Regions from separate parts of the Mus musculus genome. Here regions 1 and 3 are each linked to region 2. A link is a contact called in ENCODE Hi-C or POLR2A ChIA-PET data. All regions are on one chromosome and are shown on one strand. The core of a region is the stretch at or near the end of the contact, and the rest is flanking DNA. Distances in the headings are between cores, read along the strand shown.

The links. A loop is a pair of places that touch in the nucleus more often than their neighbours do. ChIA-PET counts read pairs that join two places held with the same protein, here RNA polymerase II (POLR2A).
Region 1: a loop to region 2 is called in a map of heart, with 2.2 times the contacts of the local background. The contact joins the promoter of Mertk here to the promoter of Slc20a1 in region 2. A Hi-C loop is called at or near these places in 1 of 37 maps with a recorded cell type or tissue (heart). POLR2A ChIA-PET finds 5 or more read pairs at or near these places in 1 of 5 experiments (Patski).
Region 3: POLR2A ChIA-PET joins it to region 2 with 12 read pairs in embryonic stem cell. The contact joins the promoter of Tmem87b here to the promoter of Slc20a1 in region 2. POLR2A ChIA-PET finds 5 or more read pairs at or near these places in 3 of 5 experiments (Patski and embryonic stem cell).

Annotation. Positions count from the first base shown.
Region 1 is chr2:128,697,582-128,700,281 of GRCm38, reverse strand. It overlaps Mertk (MER proto-oncogene tyrosine kinase), which reads right to left and starts at 1,367. Exons shown (of 19, transcript NM_008587.2): 1 at 1,179-1,367. The coding sequence starts at 1,236. It overlaps Gm39931 (a long non-coding RNA gene), which reads left to right and starts at 1,780. Exons shown (of 5, transcript XR_001783466.2): 1 at 1,780-1,868; 2 at 2,366-2,467.
Region 2 is chr2:129,197,361-129,200,060 of GRCm38, reverse strand. It overlaps Slc20a1 (solute carrier family 20, member 1), which reads right to left and starts at 1,288. Exons shown (of 11, transcript NM_015747.2): 1 at 1,069-1,288; 2 at 1-612. The coding sequence starts at 342.
Region 3 is chr2:128,816,864-128,819,563 of GRCm38, reverse strand. Tmem87b (transmembrane protein 87B) reads right to left here and starts at 1,261. Exons shown (of 19, transcript NM_001355629.1): 1 at 1,061-1,261. The coding sequence starts at 1,225.

The DNA of each region.
Region 1 (2,700 bases), core at 118-2,617, 500 kb after region 2:
AGCGGATTATTAAGAACAGTCCTGGCAGAAAGGCTGAGGAACTTTTGAGGGTTTAGTAATGGAGAATAGAGTGGTCTCAGTTCTTAGCTCGTTTTTTGGCTGTTGATGTTTGTTGCAAATTGTCACGTTGCCTCAAACTACAAATTGCTTATGTAATTTAATGTGCAAGGAAAGAATTGTTTAAAAAAGAAAAAGAAAAGAAAAGGAAAGAAAAGAAAAAAAAGCTCATTTGAGCAAATGAACTTTGAGAGGAAAAATGAGGTTTGTAGCTAAACCATAAACCAAACTTTCCTTAAAAGACAAACTTTAGTCTACCAGATTCAAGATCAAAGAGACAAAATTACACTCCGAATAGAAACAGATCTTTTAGGGCAGGAGCAATACCTGAAGGAACAATACCTGAAATGTGCTTGCTTATAGTAGTCTTCCAACCCCTCCTGCGTCTATTTCTTTTTGGAAAAACCTTGTTTTGTTTTCCCCCCAGCAGCTTCTTTACAAAGTGCCTCAGTGTCATCTGTTGGAGGAACCTGCCATACTTGTTTGCGCTAATCAATCCAGCATGTCAAATTGAACCGCTTGTGAGAGCACTTGTGGTCTGAGCACTTGTTTGTGCTACCCAAACAAAAAAGATTCCGCTCCACAGTAATAATAGTGAAAGGACCGTATCGTCCCCCTCGGCTTTTTGCAGGCTTCTTACACTCACAGACAGGCTGTCCCTACAAAGGAGGGCTAACACAATGTTCAGCAGAGCCCAGGGGAGAAGCCAGAACTAGTCTTTCCCTGGCGGGACACCTAGCCTCCAAGCAACGCCACGCGCTAACGGTGACATCCAACTTTTGCAGCTACTTATTGGTTCACGGCGTGGAATTACCTTGGAATCCTCGGTCTATGATTCGCAGAAACCCCGCCAAAGCTCGGCAAGGCTAGACAGTGTTGAGGGTAAAGTTCTTGGTGCATGCCACGCCAGACCTGAGTTGCATTTCTTAAAGGCTCAAACTTCGCTGCTCCCAGAGCGCCCAACCGGGCTTGAGGTCTTTCTCTGTGGTAATGGGAAGCTCTCGGTTCCCATCGGTTCTACTAAGACGTGCACCCCAAGACCCGGCTAGGGAGCCCCCATAACCCTCTACGGCTCGCTGGAATGAGTAGCAGCTCCCGGAGACCCTGCAACCTGCACTCACCTCCACTCCAGAGCGCGGGTAGCAGCAGCAGCCCCAGTAGCAGTGGGGCCAGAACCATCGCGGGGCCGCGGATCTGGCAGTTCTCTCCGGACAGATGCACGTATCCACCAACGTCCCAAACTCGCCAGTCGCCGAGGGCGCGTGCGAAGCGCCTCAGTCCCGGCCGCCCGGGCAGCAGGCGCCAGAGTGGCAGTGCGGAGTTGGGGATCGCAGGAGTCCTAAGTTAGAAGAGGCGGGCCCAGGGCTCAGGCCCGGGAGGGGCCAGCAGGTTGGAGTGGACAGGGGCGGGAAGGGGGAAGGGCAAAGAGAGCAAAGAAGGATGGAACTGGAGGAGGGGGCGGGAAGGGGAGGATCCAAGGACAAGCCCTAGGGAGGGTGGAGGGGCGGGGCAGAATGGAACTTGGGTCAACTCCAGCAGGTTAACCCCTGGCTTGAGTGTGTAGGAAATCTGGAAGGGAGGTGCTGGAGGAGATGGAACAGAGCTAAGGAGGGCCACCATCTTGAGCTAAAAGGACCGAGAGACGGAGAGGAAGGGGAGGGGGCTAAGAAAGAAAATAATCGGGAGGATGATCTCTGGCTACTTGGTTACATCAGAGGAATCTCACTCTGTATGGGTAGGTAGAAGGGATTGGAAAGGGTAGAGGCCGAATTTAGTGGAGAGCGACGGATGCAACTCCAAGACCTTTAAAGGTTAGTGGGTCCAGCTGCTTTGGAGGGGCAGCGATTCTGCAGTTCAGGCTCTACTGGCATAAGAGGTCCTAGCAGCTGCATTCCAGAGGCTGTGGCCGCCGTGGCAGCACACCCTGCTTGCCAGGTCCTCCCCCTGGCTACTGAAACGGAGTGCAAGAGCGGACCCTGGCGTCAAGATCTTGCAACCTCCACCCCAGAGGTTAGCTCGGGGAGAACTAAGCCGAATCCTGTAAGGAAAGAGTTTGAAACAGGGATGGAAGAAAGTGCTGTTACAGGAAAGGGTGGGAGGCCCAAACCACGGCATCAGATTGTGAATCTCAAAGAAACGGAAGGCGTATGAGGCTTTCTTAAAGGAAATAGAATGATTTGTTTTTCTTTGGAGATAAGATCACATTAGAGCCCAGAGTAAACCACCCTGATAAATTTAAAGTATTTATTACTGAAACTGAGGACAGACCCATACGCACTGTGATACAATAAGCTCCTTGCATCTCTAGCCCTGCAGGAGGACATCAAACCAGAAGCGCTGGATTAAACAGACCCTTGATTGGTGCTTGATGTGAAAGAGCCCAGTTTACTGTGGATGGTGCCATTCCCGGGTAGGTCATTCAGGGATGCATAAGAAAGCAAGCTGAGCAAGCCAGTAAGCAGTTCCTCTATGGTTTGTGCTTAAGTTCTGGCCTCCAGGTTCCTGCCTCGAATTCCTGTTCTGACTTTCCTTCATGATGCATTTCAACTGTAAGCTGAAATAAATTCCCAAGTAGCTTTTGGTCATCACAACAATAGAAATCTACGTAGGACAGACAGGGTCTTGCTATGCTACCTAGGCTGG
Region 2 (2,700 bases), core at 39-2,538:
CATAGCACTGACGGAGCCAGCCATGAGCAGATCTTGAGTTTCGTTGTACAGCTCCACATCTATCAAGCCGTTCCGGATGGTTTCGCTCACTTTGGCCCCCAGCAAGGCGGAGCCCACAGTTTCGAAGATGCTAGCTAAGATGCAGGCTTGCTTCAGGGTCACTACACCTGAGCCTACAGCTGTACCGAACGAATTTGCTACATCATTGGCTCCCACGGAGAATGCCAAGACAAATGCAATGATGAAGCCCAGGATGAGCATCCATAGATTGTCATACTTCGGTGGAGCGGAAGCAGTAACAGCAGCTAGGGTACTAGTAATCGTTGCCACAGTAGATTCCATTCTCTAGTGTAGTGGTTCTTTAAATAATAAGAGAATTACTAAGCGGCTTTTGAGATGTGTAAACGGAATGAGGTATCAAAATGCTATAATAAATAGTATATATTATATAAAATTAAATACTGTAAACTACGGCACGGAAACCGAGCTGGGGAGTTACTGCTATACGCTGCTGCGTCTGGGCGTCTGTTGTCTGGGGTTTCTTTGGCTCTGGAGGGCTAAAAGCACGGAGCAGAATTCCATGGCGGATTAGAGAAAGGACGCAAGTTCATCCTGGGGGGACGAAGTGGAAGAAAATAACAATAGCGGCGCATCTCTGGGAAGAGGGCAGCCTGGGACTCCGCATAGTCCCCCCCCCCCCCGCCCGTCACTTATGTCTTCAGTCCCCCAAACGCTGTGCAAGGTGGGGCACAGGGCGATCTCTGTGCTCCCCCACCCCCCACCCCGTCCCGCCCCGCCCCGCCCCACGAGTTCTGTTCAGTCTCCGGCCGCTTGCCCGCGCGCGCCCTCCGTGGATGATCGGAAAAAAGACCATTCCCGCGCGCGCCTGCCGAGGACCGCCGAAAAGGCCCGCGGAAGGGCGCGGCGTGCGTGGGGAGGCGGGAGGAGGACAGCAGCGTAGCGGGGTCCTGCAGCCTGCATCCCACCCCCGCCAGCCAGCTCCCCACACCCGAGCCCACTCCAGAGAAGAAAGGACCTTTGCACCACCGGTGCCGCGCCGCCACTCACCAAAGGAAACTGAGGGCCGAACAGAGAGACCAGAAGAACGAGACTGAGGCAGGCTCGAGCCACGGTCGCACAACCCAGGACGGCAACACCGGGCACAGCACGGAGGGACTCTCTACCCACTCGTGAAGCAGCCGCGGGCGCCTCAGCAGGCGAGAGGTGAAAACACGCAACGCGCGCCGGCGGCCATCATATAGAGAGCATGCCGCCGGCTCCTATTTATAGCCGGTTCTGCGCCCCACGTGACCTGCCGAGCCTCGCGCCCGCCCGAGGTCCCGCCTCCGATGTGACGCAACCACAGGCTGGTCGGGCGCGCCTAGCCGGGTGAGCTGGGCAGCGGCGCTGATTGGCCTGGACGTCCCCGGGGCCCCGCCCCCAACGAGGAGCTGGTCCACGTGGGACTGGCTGGCCGCCTCCCTGCAGCCTCGCCCGGGTTATCCTGTCTGCGCTGGCCACGCCGGGTGGCTGCGGGCGGGGACTGTGGGGGAGTCTCGCCCAGACACGCGGGGACTGAGGCCGCCACCAAGGTCGTTCCGAGTTTCTCCCACGCGGGCCCGGGTCAGCTCGGTGGCGACGCGGAAGAGCGGGTGTGCTGAGACTTGCCCTTGGCCGGACCCGATCTGTACCTCGCCCGGAGAGGGTGGAGGGATCTCACGTGGCCACCTCGCTCCCGCAGTCACGCACTTGTGTGAAAACGGAAAGATTCGGGAGTCACGAGGATAGGCTTGCGTTCCCAGCTGTGGCACTGCGCTGAGGGAGAGCCATGGGTCATTAGTTTCCCGGCGCCGGACCTCCGTTTTAGGAGCCCCGGCTATGGCGCAGCGGGGAGGATGTTACTTTGGATTCGAATTCTTAACTCATATTTGCTGCAGTGTGTCACCTTGAACAAACCCTAGGTCTCCTCAAGCCGAGTGCTCTGGAACGAGAAATAATAGCAGAGTGAGAGAGACTGGAGGACGGGTTGGAATTGTGTGTAAAGCACAACAAAGATGCATTTCCTGTCAGCTCATCGGGGCTAGTGGCGACAGGCAGTACTAATTCAGGTATTCTGGTTACAAGTTCTTACCCAGTAAGGAGAATCATATTAGCTAAGATATAAGCATGTGACTGGAACTCAATAGATGTTCAGGAAATGAACCTTCATTTCCTCGTTACTTTTTTTTTTGAATGTGCCTGTTTTAGAATATAGGAAAAGGTTACAGAGGATGTCCTCATCCTGAAAGTTTTCCCATCCCCTTTTGAAATAAAGATTGCTTCCTGGTCCCCTACATGGTATAAGGTTGTAGTTCTGACAATGGATTAGTTCGTTTTATTGCCTAAGCTCAGAACTAACTAGTCACCACTCCTTGGGAGATTTAAGTTATGTGGGTTATAAAGAAACTTAAGAATTCCAGCCAGAAATACCCGGTTTAGAACGCTCTAAAACGCTCTCTGCTCTCCAAAGGTAGGGCAACGAATAGCAGAAACAAACATGTTGTAAATTATAACTTCACAGGAGTGTCCTGTGACCTATAATTTGGTAGACTCAGAATCTCGTATAGGTTATACAGGTCTATTGACCTCAAGGTCATGGCTGGAAAACAACCTTCATGTTCCAGGACACTGACCCCAGTGTGTAATTCTGGCATCTTCAAA
Region 3 (2,700 bases), core at 12-2,511, 380 kb after region 2:
ACACTACCAGCCTGAGCTACACAGGAAATAAACTCAGCCTGAACAAAGCATATGACAGCTAAAAAAAAAAAAAAAAAAAAAAAAAAATACTGGGCACCTACTCAGAAGAATCTCAAACGCAATGAATACACTGAGCCGGGCCACAGAATGAAGCCTACACTTGAGCCTCTGCAGTTTTGTGTTTGGAAGTATGTGCACCTTCTGATACTACTTTTGGTTGAAGGAATATAAATATAAATGTCACCTTTAGAACTTAGACGCTGTTTCCACACATCCCAAGCAGATCTGGGCGAGTCATCTGACTCTGGACTCAAGACAAGGCCGCTTCCCGATATCCTGTCTCTTTTGCAAGACTTTGCACAATTTGGTCTCTGCCTTCTTCCCACATCATCTCTTAACCATACAGGACGTCAAGTTCTCTAACGGCCTGCCCAGTTACGGAAGTTTTCATCCATCAGACTCGCCCTTTAAACACTCTTAAGCAAACACCCTGTTCCACAGACACGCGCAGAAGTCATGAACACTAAGGAATATACAGAAACTCAAGAAAAATAAGAGAGGCGAGGTGACTTTATGCACGACTGTAGAGCACACTCAATTTATGCTCTAACAGAAAGGCTAGACAAACCTTGTGGCCTTGTGGATGTGGCCCCAGTAGTAGTAACCTAGCCGAAGTATTCGGTCCCAGCGATGCCGCTGGGAATGCAGAGATTGGGGCTCTGAACTGAAGAAACAAAAGCAAGATCTAGAGACACCGTGTCAGGACAGTGAGAGGCGGGTGGAGAGCCTCGCGAGCAGCAACAACATTTGGAAAGGGAAGCCGTCTTAGGAAAGCACAGTGGGACCGCTCTTCCCAGAAGCCTAGGCAGAGGAGGGGGACGCTCCCTTCCCAGAGCCCACTCTAGACAAAAGGCTCAAGAAGCGCGTCAGAGGACCCACCGCTGGTCCCAGAGAGCCCTAGTGAATGTGCCCAAGGCCAGACTGGTCCGCAGGCGGAGCTATCCAGCCAGGGCCCTGGAGCCTAAGAAGCGCCACGCCTCAGTCCCTACAGAGCACTTACGTCATTGACCGTCCTCGTCCAAAGCCCGAGCTCGGGGACTGCGTCCACAGCCGCCGGGACCCAGCACAGGAGACACAGGGCAACTCGCAGCAGCTGGGCCCCGGCGGGCCGGCGGCAGAGGAGGCTGGGAAGGAGGCCAGCCTCAGACCGACAGGCGGCAGCCATCTTGACGCGGACGCCGCACCTGCGCTCCCGGAACCCGGCCACGCCCCGGGGCCGCACCTGGCTCAGCTCCGCCCCTGAAGGGGCGTGCCCACGAGGGGAACGAGAGCACGGGCGTGAATGCGGAGGGGGTCTTGGGCTGAAGCGGATAGGCGCTGTTAGAGGAAATAGGCTCAAACCTGGAGCAGGGCTTCAGGGCCAGGCCTGGAAGGAACCGAGGAAGTGTGGAGGGAAGGGAAGAGAGTCCAGAGGGAAACCCGCCCACGGAGGGGGCGGGGCCTGGGAGGTGGGGCCGGGTGGAGGCGGGGCTGAGAAGGTGGGGCCGGGAGTGGAGGCGGGGCCAAGACCTTAATTGGGGCGGGACTATGGGCACGGGGCGTGGTAGGGAGGCGGGGCCTTCCCGGGAGAAGGGAAGGCGGAACCAAAGTGTGGAGGCGGGACTACAAGATTAAAAGGGCCGAACCTGGGCGGAACTAGAAGCTGCTTTAAGGGGAAGGTTGTGTGTAGAAAGATGGAGGCGGGGAAAAGAACAGGGAGAGGAGGGGGAGGAAAAAGAGGCAGGGCCTTAAGGGAAACTAGAAAGGAAAGACCTGGCTGCAACGCAGTTGAAAGGTCAGCTTGCAGAGCAGGGCCCCGAGGATAATGGGGCACTCTAATGACAAGTTGCAGAAATGAAGATCCTAGTACTTGGGAGGTGGAGGTAGGAGGATCGTGGGAATTCAAAGACAGCCTATAGCCACATAGCAAGCGTGAGACCAGCGTGAGCTGCACAAGCTTGTCTAAAAGCAAAACAAAATACTTGTCAACTAAGGGGAAAAAATTGTTTCGAGAGCAATAGTCAGGTCTCACCAGTAGGTGGCACTAGGAAATTGATGTTTTATATGAATTTGAATCTTTCCTGAAGGTGTTTTTTTAGTCCCGATTAGATTCAGTAGGAGTTACTGTTTATACCTCTAATTTCCTTATTTTAAAATAGTTAACTATTTTTCAAGCACATTTAAGTTCACAGTAAAATCGAGAGGAATGGATCTCTAGAAAGTTCTAATATCGCCCTGGTCACCAGCTTCCTCTGCTAGCAACATTCCACACTACAAGGAGTACCTTTAATAGAGACCATTAAACCAGTAATCAATTCAGAACTGTATCTTACGGCTCATTAAATATCTCACAGAGGTATCGATCTCCGAGTAATAGACTAAACAGGGAGTTTACCTTATTGAAGAGCAAATGGAATATTGAGATGGTCCTGAGGTTAAAGGCACTTGCTGCCAAAGCTGACTACCCACAAGGTCCCAGAAACAGACTCTGGAATGTTGTTCTTTAACCCCCAAATACTTCCCACTCAATACATAAGTAAAATGTAATTAACATTTTAAAAGAGTAATTATGGGCTGGCGAGATGGCTTAGTGGTTAAGAGCACCCGACTGCTCTTCTGAAGGTCCAGAGTTCAAATCCCAGCAACCACATGGTGGCTCAC